2 separate regions of the Mus musculus genome follow, and region 2 is linked to region 1. The links are chromatin loops, found by intact Hi-C in ENCODE. Cell type or tissue: left cerebral cortex. All regions are shown on one strand. Links, peaks and the distances in the headings refer to the core of each region. The heading gives the core; the rest is flanking DNA. Region 1 holds the start of Pga5 (pepsinogen 5, group I). Region 2 overlaps Ms4a15 (membrane-spanning 4-domains, subfamily A, member 15).

What was found. Peaks named below come from ENCODE experiments on the same cell type or tissue, not always from the same donor. Only the 100,000 strongest peaks of a DNase experiment are listed, where the experiment ranks them.
Region 2: a loop joins it to region 1, with 7 times the contacts of the local background. A loop is called at or near these places in 24 of 42 quality-filtered maps.

Annotation. Positions count from the first base shown.
Region 1 is chr19:10,673,943-10,682,520 of GRCm38, forward strand. Pga5 (pepsinogen 5, group I) reads right to left here and starts at 4,129. Exons shown (of 9, transcript NM_021453.4): 1 at 3,977-4,129; 2 at 2,683-2,842; 3 at 1,102-1,219; 4 at 885-1,003. The coding sequence starts at 4,029. In left cerebral cortex, for the core only: a CTCF peak has its summit at 4,712 (motif pointing right); a DNase peak (open chromatin) is centred at 4,747.
Region 2 is chr19:10,975,128-10,983,705 of GRCm38, forward strand. Ms4a15 (membrane-spanning 4-domains, subfamily A, member 15) reads right to left here. Exons shown (of 7, transcript NM_001034898.2): 3 at 8,046-8,168; 4 at 6,166-6,222; 5 at 5,443-5,535; 6 at 4,972-5,085; 7 at 3,180-4,198. The coding sequence ends at 4,082. Among named protein-coding and RNA genes, the nearest start is that of Ms4a10, 4.7 kb to the left of the region's middle. In left cerebral cortex, for the core only: CTCF peaks have their summits at 1,422, 2,496 (motif pointing left), 4,281 (motif pointing left) and 4,834; DNase peaks (open chromatin) are centred at 4,264, 4,813 and 8,164; H3K4me3 peaks cover 349 bases.

The DNA of each region.
Region 1 (8,578 bases), core at 229-8,228:
AACTGAGTCCTGGCCCTGCCGGAGGCTGCTTGGATGTGAATCCCAGGGAGGAGTGGGTGGGCAGCTCCCCTGTCGTCCATACTCCCGACATCATTTGAGTTTATACTGATGCTGAGAGTAACCAAAGGATCCCTCTTGAAGACGAGTGAGGGCAGGGCATCTCCTTCAGGGCGTTTCCATGGTTGTCTTTTCTGCACCCTTGGAAGGTGGGAGCCCAGGTGTTTAGGTTGTTTCAGTTCCGGTGTTTAGTTGAGCTTAGTTTTGTTTGTAAGACTGGGGTCACTAAGTGTCCTTAGCAGGCCTGGAACTTGCTGTGTGGACCAGGCTGGCTTTAAATTCACAGAGCTCTGTCTGCTTCTGCTTTCTAGAATGCTGGGATGAAAGAAAGGCCTGTGCCACCATGCCTGATTAAGCTACCAAGATTCTCAAGAAATATTCACACTGGGAAAAGTGTGTGTGTGTGTGTGTGTGTGTGTGTGTGTGTGTGTTGCACTCTCAGGGGTTTTGTTAATTCTCAAAAGCCTCCAAGGCCTCTCAGGTAACATGGCTCTCCTGAATCTGTGCTCAGCTTTTTCTGCTTGGGAGTTCGAAGCCCCTTGGCTGCCGTCAGAGGCCTAGACCACAGGCTGTCCCATTGTCTGGAACAATGTGGCATATACAAGTGGCTTATTTTTACACACCTCTTTCTCTTTGCTCCTGATAGGATCCTTTGGGGAAGGAGCTACAAATCTGAGCCTTGGGCACCTGTCGCTGCAAGGACTCACTTGTGGAAGACTCACAAGGGGTGAGGCCAGCTGGAGCAGGAGGGCCTTCCTCCCTGCTGAGCCTTGAGCCGTGTTCTCACCCAGAGCCAGCCTCGAGGCAGCCTCTGCTTCCCGACTTACCCTGACAGTGTCATAGGCAAGAAATCCGGACATCTCTCCTGAGCCATAGGCAACATTCACAGGTCGGCCTGAGACCAGGAAAGTGGAAGACCGAAGCGGGTTGAAGGCTTTGTGGTGAGCTGCAGGACACAGGCAGGGGGTGACCCTTAGGTGTGCTGGGATATGAGAGGTAACGAAAGGCAGGGCAGGGTGGGGTAGGTCGGATCAGAGTGCTCACCGCAGGCTGGGCTGGAGCAATAGATGGATGGTACCCACAGGACTGAAGATCCAGTATCCAAGACAACCCTGAACTCCTGAGGGGGCGTGCCAATGCTGATGATGCCAATGTAGACCAGCTGCAGGAAAGAGGGCTGTGGCTAGGGCTAGACTGACTGCCTTGTCTGTCCCCTGGCTTCTGGGGTGCCGGCCTCCAGAGTGCTGTCCACACTGCTAAGTTTCTGCTCAAGCCTTTTAGGAACACTCCATCCTCTCACATGTGAGGGTCCAGCCCAAGTGCCTCTTCTAGGTAGCCCCTGTGGGTCTCTCCAGGCCCCTGTGCTCTTTGCTTTCTACAAAGTCATAATAGTTACTATCAAGACCACTCAGCCAGTCTTTTCATTGGGCATGCGTTTACATCTCCCCCACCCACTGCCTTTTCCTCTCTCCTTTCCTCCCCCTTTTCTTTTTGATGGGTCTCACTATGTAGCTCAGGCTAGCCTCAAACTCATGATTCTCCTGCCTCAGTCTTCTGATTGCTTGAATTATAAGCATGCACTACCATGCCCAGTGGACACTTGTTCTTTGCCTGTTTCTCTGGGTTGGCTGTCAGAAGCTAGGCTTAGTCAGGTGTGGTGGCACACACCTATGGTACAAGCATTCAGGAGGTAGAGGCAGGTAGATCTCTGTGAGCTGGAGGCCAGCCTGCTCTACATAGCAAATTCCAGGACAGCTGCAGTTACATAGTGAGAACTGTCTTGAAAAAACCCAAAGCGGGGGAAAAAAACAAAAACAAACTAGACTCTGCTCATCAGACATGACAGCATCTTGCTGGCTGGCCCAGGTCCAGTCCATCTCAGAGCTCACTAGCTGTACATTGGTTGAAATCTGTGTCTGCCGGGTAGGGACTCCTCTACCTGAGACACCTAACATGACTTGTAATTGGATTTGCTGGCCTTGGGTTAGACACAGCTCACCCTTGCTTGGGGCCCAGGGATTCACCTCTGTGAAAAAGAACAAAAGTCTGGGTACTCAGTGACTTCCATGGCATAGAACAGGCTGTCTGTGTGGTAGTAACTGGCCATTGCTTGATTCAACCAGCCAGCGCAGCTCCAGATCGGGTAGTGGATAAGGAACAACGGGCGACACAGGTCCCTGTTCCTCACCCATTAAATGTTTTTTCTTTCATGTAAGTGTGTGTGTGTGTGTGTGTGTGTGGTGTATGTGTGTTGTGTATGTGCAGGTGCAAATAGAGGCCGGAGGAGGACACTGGACGTCCTGATCTGTAGCTCCACCTTATTCTTTTGAGATAGGATCTCTCACTGAGCATGGAGCCGGGCTGGCCGGCTACAAACCCCAGCTACTCTCCTGTTTCTGCTCCCACAGCTGAGGTCAGAGGTGTGTGTGGCTACACCCAGCTTGTATTTTATGCGAATGCTAGGGATTTGAACTACTCTTAACTGCTGAGCCATCTCAGTCCCTGCTCCCTACCCTTTCTGACTTTAGGAACCCCAGCCCTCATTCAGTATTCTTCAGAGGGGCCACAGGGCTGGGCAAGAGCCCTAAGGGGATGCTCGAGAGGCCCAGCTCCCGTCACACTCACGTCTAGGTAGTTCCTCATAGGCTCATAAGTTACGGCTGGGTTCCGGCGCTGCTCAAGAAGCACGTGGGCACGGCTTCGAGGGTACTTCTCCAGGTAATCCTTCAGCACTTGGCTTTCCCGCAGGTTTTCACGCATGGACTTAATCTTCATCAGAGGGATTCTTTAAACGAGCATCCAGAAGGAAATTAAGTGAGAGACAGCCAAGAGGCAACCAGAGGAACCACACCTTGCATTGTAATTGCGAGGTGAGTTTTCCAAAGAAGACAATTACTGGGAAGGGCCACCGAACACAATGAGAAGACAATGGCAGGGTTTCCAGTCCAGGCTCTGTTATTCGCTCTCGAGCAAGCCATGGGACCGTTCTGAACTGTTTAGCTTCCCTTTCTGTAAAGAAGATGGGACAATAACCCGCTTCAGGTTGACGGCTTGGGGTGAGGGTGGGGGTGATGGGTGATGGGTGGGGAACACTTGCTGTCTGTCCCAACACTCCTGCCAGTGTATTGTCCTTCTCAAAGTAGCCTGGAAGGAAGGATGGAAAATGAGACATTCTACCCCAACCCCACTTTCCTTGCCACTCAGCTCTGGTCACCATGATGGTTACCATCAAAGCTAGACCTATGAAATACCCCACCCACCCACCCACACACACACACACACGTTGACTTTCCTTATATATACAGGTTCTTATGCATCCTAGGCTGGCAAGAAACTTGATATATAACTGAGGATAACCTTACATTTTTTTTTATCATCTCGTCTCCACCTCCATTGCACGCAGGTGGAAACAGCCTTCAGACCTGCCTTGTTTCAATCAGAAGTGAGGAAGGAGAGAAAAAAGGGAAGTGTCAGGGAGTTAACGTGGCTAATGATGAGGTCTGAGCCCAAAGAGAGATAGAGGTCTGTGGACACTGAGACTCTCAGAGAGGTGGAGGAGGGATCTATAGGGATGGACGGATGGACAGACAGACAGACATTCTGAGAGAGACCTAAAAGACAGTGTAGCAGCTATACCCCTACAGATGCACAAGTTGTACACGTAAGGATTTTGGTAAGAGACACCCACACAGCCCATGATGTGACTTCTGCTGCTGCACACTAGCCCCAAGACTTCTGGGCCTTCCAGTGTTCTTGGCAAGCTATCACTGATGAATGGACACCTGGAGGTTATGAAGGCCACTGGGGATTTCATTTCCTCCTTCACCATGGGATGGGCAGGGGATGAGAGGGTCAGACAGTTTTACAGGAGAGAAAAAGAGGCCAGGAAGACCGCTGATAGCTGTCGGTTTGTACTTACTTGACCAAGCACTCTGAGAGGGCCACAAGCCCAAGGACCCAGAGCCACTTCATGATCCCTTCTCAGGCTTAAGGTGCTAGGGAGAAGTTCTGGGCCTGAAGCTGTGTGGAGAACTGCTTATTAAGTTCGTCTGGCCTGCTCTAATCAGACCCTGGAGGGCCACTAATGGGGCCTGATAAGAAATGCAAACTTGCCCTGATAACATCTTTACCCTCGTCAGGAGAGGAAAGGGCTAAAAATTCTCAGAATCTAGGGAGTTTTCGTGGCTGAGAAGGTAGCACCAAGTCACCTGATTTCACAGAGTGGAGAGACTCTTGCTATCTTGGTGATAAAGACACTGTGGATAAAGTGACAAAGGTAAGTGCCAGGTGCCTCTCTGCTGGTCAGATCCCACCAGCTCCTCACTGGCCTGTCCTCATTAGAGAGTGGGTTGCTGGCAGGAACAGAAGGCCGAGTCTGACAACCTGAGTTTGATAGCCAGGGCCAAGTTTAACCTCCATACACCTCTGTGGTAGAGGCACCCACCCACCCACATCAAACAAACAAACACATAAATACAACAGTAAATGTAAAATGTATCCATGATAAGTGGAAGACTTTTAAAAAGTTTATTTTTCTTTAAAAACCAAAAGAAGATAGGCAGCTAGTCCTTGCCTTCGTAGAGTGACCGAGGAGGCAAAGTGGGTTGTAGTCTGGGTGGCCATGGTGGGCATGATGCCATATTATCTTACCACAAGGGGGCAGTCTTGAGTCAGCTCTGACCTGCCAGTGCCAGGCTGGAAGGAAGCCAAGATGCCAAGTTGGCCACATTTTTGAGAGAAGTCAGAGCCTGGATTTTTTTTTTTTTTTATGTAAAATTCCTGCTCTTTAAATGTTAGCAGCTGGGGTATTATGATGCATGCACTTTGGTTTTCACACACTGTTCCTGGCTCCTAAGTTGCTCCCTGCAAATGAGAAGACACTTCATCCCAGAGTGTGCAACAGGGACACCATGAAGAATCTTGGACTCCTGTGGGGAGAAGAGTATTAGTCTGTATTTTATGCTGTAGTGCCAGTTTAAGGAGGTAAACATATGTATCCCAGGCCAAAGGCTCCCAGAGGTGTTTTTCTGACAAAATGCTTAGAAGAATATTTATTTGCTCGTCTGGATGGGCAGACAAATCAGGGTCCTATCAGGGGAGCTGTAATAGGGTGCTGGGGACAGCATACAATGACAGGGACTGCCTGCAGTAGGCAGAGATGGAGACATCTCAGAAACCCATAGCAGCTCCTTGTAGAAAAGGATGGCGTCTGGGACCCTGAGAAACAGGAGACACATCCCTCCAGGGGACCTGCTATCTGAAATAAGGGACTGCCTGAAGTAGGCTAGGATGGAGACATCTCAGTAGCCCATGGCAGCTCTTTGTAAAAAACAGTTGTTCCATTTCTTCTAACATTAGCCCTAGACAATGGCTATATAGATTTTATTTGTGTGTGACTGCTTTTCAGTTGACCTTGGTATGCATAATTATTCTATTATATCTGACTTTCTTACTTCTTTCTCCTTCTACTCTGGTGAATTCTGTGAAACTAGATGTTCCTTGATGTAATGATCCTTCTCCTCCTCCTCCTCCTCCTCCTCCTCCTCCTCCTCCTCCTCCTCCTCCTTCTTCTTCTTCTTCTTCTTCTTCTTCTTCTTCTTCTTCTTCTTCTTTTTCAAGACAGGGTTTCTCTGTATAGCCCTGGCTGTCCTCTTTGTAGACCAGGCTAGCCTTGAACTCAGAAATCTGTCTGCCTCTGCTTCCCAAGGGCTGGGATTAAAGGCATGCGCCACCACGCCCGGCTGATGTAATGATTCTTAAACAATTAAAAATTGAGGCATGGGACAGCACAGCACAGCACAGCTCAGTCCTAAGGGCCCAGGTGCATGCTGTGTGTGCTCATCTTGGAAACAATGCAGTAGCTACACAATGGTAGTTCCAGATCAATGCTTGATTTGCAAAGAAAGTTTGAAGAAATTATTAGAAAATGAAATAGAGCCAACACTGGGACCCCAAGAAAGGAAAAAAAATTATTAAAGTTATGAAATAAGTTTTATATGACATTTGAGAGTGGTTTCCTGGATAAGCAAGTATAGAATATGTAAAATCTTATATTAGTAAAACTAAGTCAAAACACTGGGACTCTTAGGAGAGTCATTGTGTGCAATGTGCAGAAGCAGAAAGCTAACGGAACTACTGAGTTAAGGGTTAACTTGACTCTTTCTGGTCACTGCCTGGCAGCTTTGCCTATGCCATTTATCATTAGAGCTTTAGAAGAAAATGCAAGTAGCTGGCCTTGGAGCTCTGAAGTATAATAAGTTAAAGTTTAAATAATGATACGTTTGTAATTATTATTATTTTGGCTATGGGCCTGGGAGTAGGGAAGCTTGAAACTTTGGGGAACAATTGTAATTCTTGATTCTTTGTGGGACATGGTTATGCTTTGAATTTGATATGGCAATGATTGTACAATGTCTTTTTTCTACCTGCTTTTGGAGTATCAATAAATGACTGGGGCAAGAGAAAGGCAAGAGAGCGAGTAGAGAGCGAGTGAGGAGTATGTGAGGTGAATGTGGAGAGTGAGTGAAGAATGAGAGAGAGAGAGAAAGAGAGAGAGAGAGAGAAAAAAGAGAGAGAGCATGAGAAGAGCATGTGAAGAGTGAGTGAAGAGAGAATGTGAGGCGTGCATGGAGAGAGTTTGTGTGAGTGAGAGTACATGTGGTGTGTGTGAGAGATGTGTGTGAGAGAGCGAAAGGGGAACACATAGAGGTGTGTATGAGTGTGAGAGTTCACAGATAAGAAAAGCACAGAGGAGAAAAGCAGAAAGCACAGGAGAATGCAGAGTGTGTGTAGCCTCAAACTGTGAGAGAATGAACGAGAGAGGAGAGCAGAGAAGAGAGAGAAACTTTAAGCCTTGAAAAATTGCCTCTCAGCTTGTATCCAAAAAGTAGTTTGTGTCTATTTATTATGTGCCTTCCAGATATCCCTGCTTCCAGTTGAGAACTCTGATCCTGTGTGAGGCTGCACCCCAACAACAGGGGCTCCTCGAGTAGGAACTTTAAGTCATCGCTTTGTCTCACCTGGAGTCCGCCTCAGTTTCCACAGCTGGGCTCAGCCCCTAGCACCACGCTCTAGATATCAGCCCACAGTTGCATGCTGCATTCTTTGGGCATCTCTCAACTGGATATAAGTCAGGGTTCCTGAGAGCCCTCCTTGAGTTTGGATCATTTGTTTGAGTGGCTCAGAGCTTGGGGGAACATTTCCAGTATGTTTGTTCACTCATTTGCTGTGGGGGCCAGGGGATGGTGGTGGAGAGATAGCTCAGCATAGGTTGCTTTTCTAGAGGTCCTGGGTTTAGTTCTGAGCAACCACATAGTGGCTCACAACTATCTGTAACAGGATGGGGGAGAGAGAGAGAGAGACAGAGACAGAGACAGACAGAGAGAGACAGAGAGACAGAGAAAGACAGAGAGTCAGAGAGAGTCAGAGAGACAGAGAAAGACACATATCCAGCCCCTTAACATACATTTAAAAAATTATATTTATGGGCTGGTGAGATGGCTCAGCGGTTAAGAACACTGACTGCTCTTCAGGGGGTCATGAGTTCAAATCCCAGCAACCACATGGTGGCTCACAACCATCTGTAATTGGAAACAAATAAAAAAAAATCTATGGGCCAGAATAAGAGGGAGAAGGGAAGGGGGAAAAAGAATAATAATAAATAAAAAATTACATTTATTTACTTATGTAGGTGGGGCAGTGTTGTGTGGAAGTCTCAGTACTTGTGGAAGCTTACTCTCTCTCGCCACCATGTGGGTCCTGGAGACAGACCGTGGACCGTCAGATTTAGCAGGAAATGCCTTTTCTTGCTGAGCCATCTTATATGTGTGCATGGATACACATGGGTAGATGCCAGAAGAGGGTGTTGCATCTCCCAAAGCTGAAGTTACAAGTGGCTGTGAGCCACTCAGTATTGATGCTGTGGTCTTTTGTAAGAGCAATAAGCACGATTAACCACTGAGCCATCTCTTCAGCTCCACCCACCCCAGACACTTTAAAAATGTATCTTTTACTATTATTTTATGTATATGGGTGTTTTGCTTACATGTATGTCTGTTTACCGTGTACATGCCTGGTGCCTATGGAAATAGGAGAATTGGAGTTACAGACGTCTGTGAGCCACCATGTGGGTGCTGGAGTTGAACCTGACTTCTCTACAAGAGCAGCCAGTGCTCTTAACCACTAAACCATCTGACGAGGCATAAAGGGAGACTTAGCTATAAAGTGTCTTAGGAGCCAGTAGCTGATATGAGCATATGCTAGAGCCCAATTTATAATTTGAATGATTAAAAACCACTTTGTTTTATTTGCAGTGCTGGGGATCAAGCCCAGCATGCTGTCAAGCACTGAGCTATTGGGCTACATTGTAGCCCTTTAGAGGAATTTTAGAATCAGGGAAACTCAAGCAGGGAGTTGACACCAAGTGCTGTGAGAGGCAGGCATTTGGGGCTGGGACTGCAGCTCAGTTAGTACAGTGCCTGCCCCCTCACTCGCTCCATCTCTGGCATCACAGGAATCAGGT
Region 2 (8,578 bases), core at 199-8,198, 300 kb after region 1:
GCTGAGGTCTGAACGGATATTGTCAGGTTGTGCAGTAACTTTAGCTTCTGAGACACCTTTCTGGCCCCTCAAAGAATCTTTTAATTTTTTGAAAGTTAAAGTATCCACAATAGTGGTTACAATGACCCTGCCCTGGGCCTTGTGTCCCTCCTCAAACCAGCCATGGTCATCCTAAGTTCTTGCTTGACTTTGGTCTCTGGTGGTAAGCCAGACAGATGTATTGTCATCTGTGTAAGCATGGTAGTGTTTGTCTTAAAAGGTATGGTCACGTGACCACAAGTAACAGGAAGCCCTGATTGAGAGTGAAGTCCAGCCACCACCAAGCTTGCAGCGCATGTGACTTACAGAGAACTTATATCTAAGGCATGTTTGGATCTTGACCATGGACATGGTGAGATGAGAATGTGTAACTTCAAGCTGTCCAGTCTGTCTCATGCAGAACTAGATAACTACTGTGCTTTTTCTATCTTTTTCCTCTGGTTTTTAAAGACGGAGAATACACATTTAATTGTTAATATTTAATATACATATTAAAGTGTATGCAGCATATGCAGTTAGGTAAATTTGTATGTATATATGTGTATGTTGGTTTATTTGTGTGTATTATTCTCTATCTTACTTTTCTTTCTTTTTTAAAAAACGATTTTATTATTTAATATGTATAATTGTTTTTGTTTGTATGCATGTCTGTGCACCACATGCGTGCCTGGCACTCTCAGAGGCCAGAAGAGGGTGTCAGATCCCTTTGAGCTAGAGCTACTGACAATTGTAACTGCCATGTGGCAAGTGGGTGCTCGGGAGGAATCAAACCTTGGTCCTCTGGAAGAGCAGCCAGTACGCTTAACTACTGCTGAGCTGTCTCTCCAGTCTTCTTACTGTGTGTGTGTGTGTGTGTGTGTGTGTGTGTGTGTGTGTGTGTGTGAGACCACGTGTACACACACAGAGGCACGTGCACACACACAGAGGCACGTGCACACACTAAAGTTAGTGTTATTGACGATGCTCCAAAATGGAATTAACCTGGTTATCCATCAACAGGTAAATCAATTAAACTGATAGAATAAAACAAAAGGTTTATAGTATTGAAAATAATAAAATAAAAATATAAGATGTTACAGATAAATCTCTAACATTTCATTCAGTCAAAAGAGTCAGACACAAAGATACACACATACTATATAATTTCATTTGTGTGATGATTAAAAGCAGGCAGAGCTAGTGATGTTTAAAGAAATAAATAAGAGTCGAGCTTTTTAAAAAGCTTCCCACCTGCTCTGAGCAGAACTGACTCATTGTGGGAATAAGGCCAAGAATTTGTTTCCTTGCCCCACCCACCTTTGATTATTAAGTATAGTCAACAACTGTGGAATGACCAAATAGGGAGCTAAGTAAGAGCCCCTGGGAGTAGTGAGAGCGCCCCCTATAGTTCTCGCACTGAAGTGCCACCCTGTTTGTCATCAGTCAGAAACTCAACCTGATGAAAACTGAGGGGTAGGTAGCCTTGGGGTGTGATTAGGATTAGAAGGCTATGGGGATGAGGGCATAAATGAATCCTAGTACTTTATCAGAAACAGAGAAGAATCAGATTCGCATGCATGATTTTCCTGCCTTTTGTTGAGCAATGCTTTGTGCCACCTTTAGACTCTGCCTGGAGGACAGACTCACCACTGTACGTGAACGTTTGACCTTCAATCTCCAGAACAGCGAGGTAAATAAATCTCTCTCCTTTATTAAAGTTAGGATCCTTGGGTATTTGATAATAGATCGATGCTTCATCCTATGTAAAAACAGAACTCTCTGAGGTTAGGCAAGCTAGGGTTCTCCAACAGAAATTATTGAAGAAATATCTGCCATTATTTAGACTAGGTTTTCTCTCAGATTTTTTAAAAAAAGATTTATTTATTATTATATCTAAGTACACTGTAACTGTCTTCAGATGCACCAGAAGAGGGCATCAGATCTCATTACGGATGGTTGTGAGCCACTATGTGGTTGCTGGGATTTGAACTTCGGACCTTCGGAAGAGCAGTCATCGGTGCTCTTAACCACTGAGATATCTCTCCAGCCCTCTTCTCTCAGATTTTTATCCAGAACCTTTGCTCATTGTCCTGAAACAGAAATGCCTGTTCCCAGATGGTATTTTGAGATCTCTTATTCCTGTCTGTCTCAGCATAAACTTGGTTGTGGTTATTGTGGGTTCTGAGTACTCAGTCAAGATATGAACAGGTTGGAAGGGAATCATGGGAGATGACATCAAGGAACAGTGGGAAAAGCATGAAGCTAATGATGTAATGACGATCTAGATGGTTAGAAAACGGGCATCTGGGGGGCTGGAGAGATGGCTCAGCGGTTAAGAGCACTGACTGCTCTTCTGAAGATCCTGAGTTCAATTCCCAGCAACCACATAGTGGCTCACAACCATCCGTAACAAGATCTGGCGCCCTCTTCTGGAGTGTCTGAAGACAGCTACAGTGTATTTACATATAATAAATAAATCTTAAAAAAAAAAAAGAAAAGAAAAAGAAAAAAGAAAGGGGCATCCGAACCAGACTGAGGTGGGAGGCTGGGCAAATCTGGTAAGACTTTGACGTGCGTACAGTCAGCACATCTTGAATTCATTAGTATTTGTTAAAGCCTACTCGTGATTAATGTCAGCACTCGGCAAGCATGTATGTAAGTTCCGTGTATTGTGGAATCTCATTAGCGTTCTCCTCCGTCCACACGCCGAGTTCAGGCCTCTGAAGGCTTCCTTTGTTCTCTTACTTGCCCATCCTAACTTTCAACCCAAGGTCTCTCATGGAACCTGGGACTCACTGATTCAGATAGATTTGTTGGCCATGCAGGCCCATGGGTTCCTCCACTCTGTGCCTCTCCAGTGCTGGGACTACAGACCCGTGTCACTGTGCCCAGCTTCTCACTTGCATGCTGAGCACAGAGACTCAGGTTCCTAACCACGGAGTCATCTCCCCTGTCTCCACACAAGTTGATTTTCACATATGCAATTACCCATGTGATCATCATCGAATTCAAGGCATGGAGATGTCCCTAACTGTAAGAAGTTACCATATCCTGCCTGCTCTTAATGGGGGTACTTGCCTGAATCTCCGATTAACCATGATTAAGCCCTCAGAAGATCCCAAACTTAAAAAGCAAATGCCACCACATTGAGACCAACTTAAAATCTAAGCCACGCTGTTTATTTTTCTCCAAAGTATAGATGATACAAGCCATATGTCAGGGCCTGTGAACACTGGGCTGAAGTGGTGACTCTCAGGGGCACTCCTGCTTTTCAGGCAGGGTTGGGGGAGTATGGAGTGGTTCAGTCTCCTCTGCAGCCTCCTGTCCTAGTAGGTGGGCAGAGCCAGAGTCAATGCCAATCTTCTGTTACAAATAAGGAGAAGGAGGTTCCGGGGTGGAGAAGAGAAATGCAGGGCTTAGCCAAGAGGTGCTTTTTTTTGGTTTTCGAGACAGGGTTTCTCTGTGTAGCCCTGACTGTCCTGTCCTGGAACTCACTCTGTAGACCAGGCTGGCCTCAATCTCCCAAATGCTGGGATTAAAGGCGTGCGCCATCACGCCTTAGTCTTATGTGGTGTAGTTTAACACTCTAGTTTCCGGGTGGGAAAATGAAATCCCAAAGATGTAACAGCAGATGACAAAGGACAGAGCTGATCTTCGGAGCTAGGAGCCTGGAGGTCAAGCCTTGCTCTGAGCCTCTGAAATGCCAGTCTATTCTGGAACATTCTGAGTTCTCCGTGCTTAATGATCTTGAAGACAAACCTCCGAAACCTCTGCGAAGCCAAGATTTCCCACGATGAGCAGAGGACTGAGGAGGAGTGTACGGGACGTCTATGTCAGGTGACAGGGCTGAGAATGGGCACACCCTGGACACCAGCTTTATGCCTTTTTTGGAAAGACAGTATTGGAGGAACTAGGAAATGGATGGAACATGTCACTCAGTGACACAGTGCACATGGCTTGGAGAGTCTCGCTGGGAAACCGCTGCCTTAGAACGGACAAAGTGAGGGTGGAGAGGCTCTGGGTAAAGTGGGAAGCCTGGACTTCAACCTGCAGAACTTGTAATCTATTCTGATGACTCCTTGGGCATATATGCCACGTTGTCATAGGCAGGAGGTGGAGAGACTGCTGGGCTGGGGATGTTGAAATCCGTGCCAAAGGCATTGGGTAGGAAAATCACAGACTGCAAAGAAAAAAAAAAAAAAAAATCCCAAATTTTGGGTGGCTCTGCGGTCTTCGGGGAGCGTTGCAATAGTGCCACCCCGTGGGTATTCAGAGAACAGCAGCTCTCTCACACAAAAGCATCGTGTAACTGACATGTTAGCAAACATTTTCTAGGGTCAGTTATGAGCTAGGACTTGGACACACTGAAGCTAGCAAAGTAGACAAAACCTCATTTCCCCTAGGGGCTAGTGAGCTGATATTTCCTCTCTGGATAGTCTCTGCTGAACCCGGGGCTTCTATAGTTCTTGCCTGAACATGCTGCTCTCACAGTAGTAGTCACTCACTGGGCTCCTTTAATCTAGTTCATCCTCCTGCTCCAACTTTAAATGGCACCTGCCATCCTCTACATTCTCCTTCCAGGCAAGCCTCTGCGCTATCAGAACCCCCTCTTCCCACTCTCTTCCACCCGCCTCCTATTTTCCCCTGGAAAAATGAGCTTCCACTGAGACATGCTGTCTTTTCTGATGTGTCCATCTGTAGGCAGTCTGTGGGCTCCTCTGTGCAAGGTGCACGCCTCGCCCTCCCCAACCCTGTCCTCTGATTCCAGAAGAATTTCAGTTCTGCCTATAGTGTTGGCGCCCCCAGTGGCCACGGGTGAATAGTCCCATTTCAAAACTTGAGGTTCTCATCACAGCTCAGCCACAAAGGGGAAGTGGGAGGGGCTGCAGGAGTAACCTCTTCCTGGACAACAGGCAACCTCAGGGGCTCTGGACGTGGTGTGAGAATACTTACTGCGTTAGTTTGAGCACGGGTGGCTTGGCACCCAAAGTGGGTGGCAATGACAGCGATGAAGAACTCCAGGATGGTGAAGATGGTCAACACGGCAAGGTAGCCCCTGCCCACATCCTGAGAACCCAAACCCACAGTCAAGGCAAACAGAGCGTTTAAAAGTAAAGAGACCCCCTCCCCCCCCGGACCAAGAATAACTTTCCCAGGCAAGAGGCAGATGTGTGTACCTGGCTCCAGCCTTCCTGACTCCAGCCTTGGGCCTCACTCCTTCCATTCTACGGGGTCTCATCTCCCTTCCCCTGCCTTCCCCATCCGACGTGGGGTAGGGTCAAGGTGTCAGTACACTCATGAGGTCTACTGGAGCATCAGGCTCTGCAACTAGCCCAGGACTGCAGACTCTTGGGTCTTCCCTAGTCCTGGCTATAACCCTCATCTCTCTGGGTTTATCACCCCTTGGGACATCTGCCAACACACCCAGTTAGTGACACCAAAGTCCATGAGAAGAATGGCTGTCCCCGCGAAGGCTGCCATGGCACTGAGGATGTTGGTTCCCAGACTGCTCTTCAACTGTGGGAGGAAGAGGAGCAACAAGAAGAGGCAAAGAGGAGAAAGGACACTCACTGTGCCCAGTCTCCTGCACCCTCCTTCCCGGCCTAGGGGCTTGGGGCCATTAGCATTGGAGGAGGCTGGGTTTTCCTTTCCCCATTCTTTCTCTTCTCTTTCCCTGAGACCCCAAGAAAAGGCCCTGATGCCTCTCTCTGCTTCTTCCATCCTCTTGGGAGCTTCTGGGAAGGAGGCCTAACCCTCTTAGTGGCTTTCCTGGGACATGTTTGCAGCATGCATCTGCCACCTCCCTCCCAACCCCCAACTTGTCTTCCCTCAGGCCCAGGCCCATCTACCTTAACAACTTGGTGGCTATTCTCTTGGGGACCCTTCCTGCGACTGCCTCCTCTGAAAGTCTGTGAAGACTTTATCACTAGACTCTTACCATCTACCTTGGGTGGCATTTTGCAAGTGTCTCGTCTCCTCCTTCTGTATGTGGATGTTTAAATTCCTTCTGTGGACACTTAGAAAATCTCCAAGGAGTGCTTGTTGAATGGGCCAAATGAGTGAGCAGATGGGAGCGGGGTCCCGAGTGGCACCCAGGTAGGTGGGCACCATCCCTATCCCTGGCTCTCTGTGTCCATTCAGACTTACCAGGCAACTGGTGTGGTTCCTCTCAGCTGCTACGGAGAGGGACCCAGAGATGATAAACTGTGTGGGGAAGAGAGAGCCCAATGGGGTTTTGGCTGAGACACGTGCAGGGAGCATCATACCTAGGTCCCATCAAGAAGGTAACAGATAGAGGGGCATCAACTTCCTTGTCTGCATCTTGGCCAGGCATCTTGGATATAGTCCTAATCTTAGTGGTTCTGTAAGAGGCCCCTGTCCTTGGGCATGGTGGCACACGCCTTTAATCCCAGCACTTGGGAGGCAGAGGCAAGTGACTCTGTGAGTTCAAGGCCTGTCTGCTCTATGTAGTGAGTTCTAGGACAGCTAGGGCAACAAATAGAGACCCTGTCTCAACAAACAAACAAATAAACAACAACAACAAAAACAAACACAAAGAGGCCTCTCTCTGTCTTGAGACCTCAAGCCATGGTTTACTAGGTATGCATTTTCGTTGACGGTATATTACTGAAGTGTCATAGTACACTCACCTTTCCTTCTAATATTCACTTAACAAGTAGCAGTTGGGTGTCAAGAACATAAAATGAAGAGCTACTTCTCTCATATACACATGAGGGCATGTGCATGCCTCTCTCTCTCTCTCTCTCTCTCTCTCTCTCTCTCTCTCTGTATGTATGTGTGTATGCTTGTGCATGCATGCCTCTGTGTGTGTGTACTTGTGCATGCGTGCCTCTGTGCTAAGGTCAACCTTGAGTGTCATTCCTCCATAGGAACTGCCCACTTCGGTTTTGAGATACGACTTCTTATGTGGACTTGGGCTCACTGATTATGCCAGGTGGTTGACCAGTGAGTTGTGAGAAGGGCTGTCAGTCTCTTTTTCACCAGCCCAGGTGGGCTTTTGACAAGGGTGGTGGAGGTAAGGACTCAAGCCCTCACTCTTGCCGTGTAAGTTCATTACACACTGAACTCTCTCCCTGGCCCTGTGAAGTTTTAAGATAAAAGCTACATATGCCCCGCCTAGGCCGCAGGACCCTGTTGTCTCTCGAGAGACTGACAAACAGGCGTTTATTACCCCTCCTACCATGGGAATGGCACACATTTGTGACAGATTTTGAAGCAGGAGGGATTTTAAAGAACAGTGCTACCTTTGTTTCTTCCCAAGGCAGTGCCCACTTTAGACTCCTGCTGGCCAACATGTCCCTCCCTCTTGGGTCCACTATGGACCACTAGAAGCAGGGCTTAGAGCTTGTTCCCAGCCATTTAGCTGTAGCTGTGAAGTTTCAGCAATGTTGGTCTCTGACCTCCACTTTTAGGGGCTTCTGAGCTCTTGCTGAGACTGTCTGGGATATGCAGAGGGGACTCTACCGTCATGCACAGCAGAGCCTCAATGAAGACCCCGTTAAGCTCATCAGAAAGCCGGTGCTTCCTGGAGGTAGCTGGAGGCTCCCCATTCCCAGAGGCACTGGCCCCTTTGTAAGGCACAGACAGCAGGGCTATCTTGCAAACTCCCTCTCTTTGGGACCTCAGAGCAGACAAGGTAGCCCTGATTTGGTTTTCCAGTGATGTATGACCAGAAGAATGGACATTGGATAGGGAGACTCCCTACGGACCAGCTCAGGCAGGGCTGGAACCCACAGAGAGAAGCAGGGGTGGGGTGGGGGCTGGGTATGGTTGTGGGGTTAGGACTCAGGTAGCCCAGGTGTGATTAGGACACTGGCCTGCTTGCTCCTCACCCGTAGTTTCTGGTAGAATAGTGATGATAGCTATTACTCCCATATTAGTCTTGTGAGGGGTGAGTAAAACTCTGACATACGATAGGCTATGGATAGGAAAATGTCGGAAGTGGGACAGGGCGAGGTGACTTGGGCAAAGCCACTCCTTAGCCGAGGATGGCTACCCGCACTCACACAAGCTCCTCCCCAGAAGGGGACGCCACCTTCGATGAAGAGCATCCCCAGGTGGCCTCGCCGAACCATAAGCAGGACGCTGCCGAAGCCAAGGTGGATGAGACCGATCAGGATCTGCACCGTCTGTGGGAAGCAGAAAAGGCTCACGCCACTGACCTGGGACCACGAGCTCCACACCGCCCTCTGCTGTCCTGCAGACCTGGCTCTCCACAGCTCCTGGGGAATGAGCAGGAGGCTGAGGCCAGCCTTAAGGTAGAACCAGCTCTCCTCAGACTAGGAGGAGCTCCAGGCCACGGCTTTGTGACTGGTTGTCAAGGACAGCTCTGATTTGCTTTTCTGATTTTCTTAGTCTTGGTTCCTTGACTCTCAGCACGTTGGTACCAAATGCCTAGTTTGCCTTCTTCCTGTTATCTTTCCGTAGCCCATCCTGGAGGTTGGGGGCTACACTGCTTGACTGAACTTTCCACTTGGGTTTCTTTCCATCTCTCTTCCTCCTGGCCCCCTCTTATCTTTACCTCCTCCTCTTTCTTCTA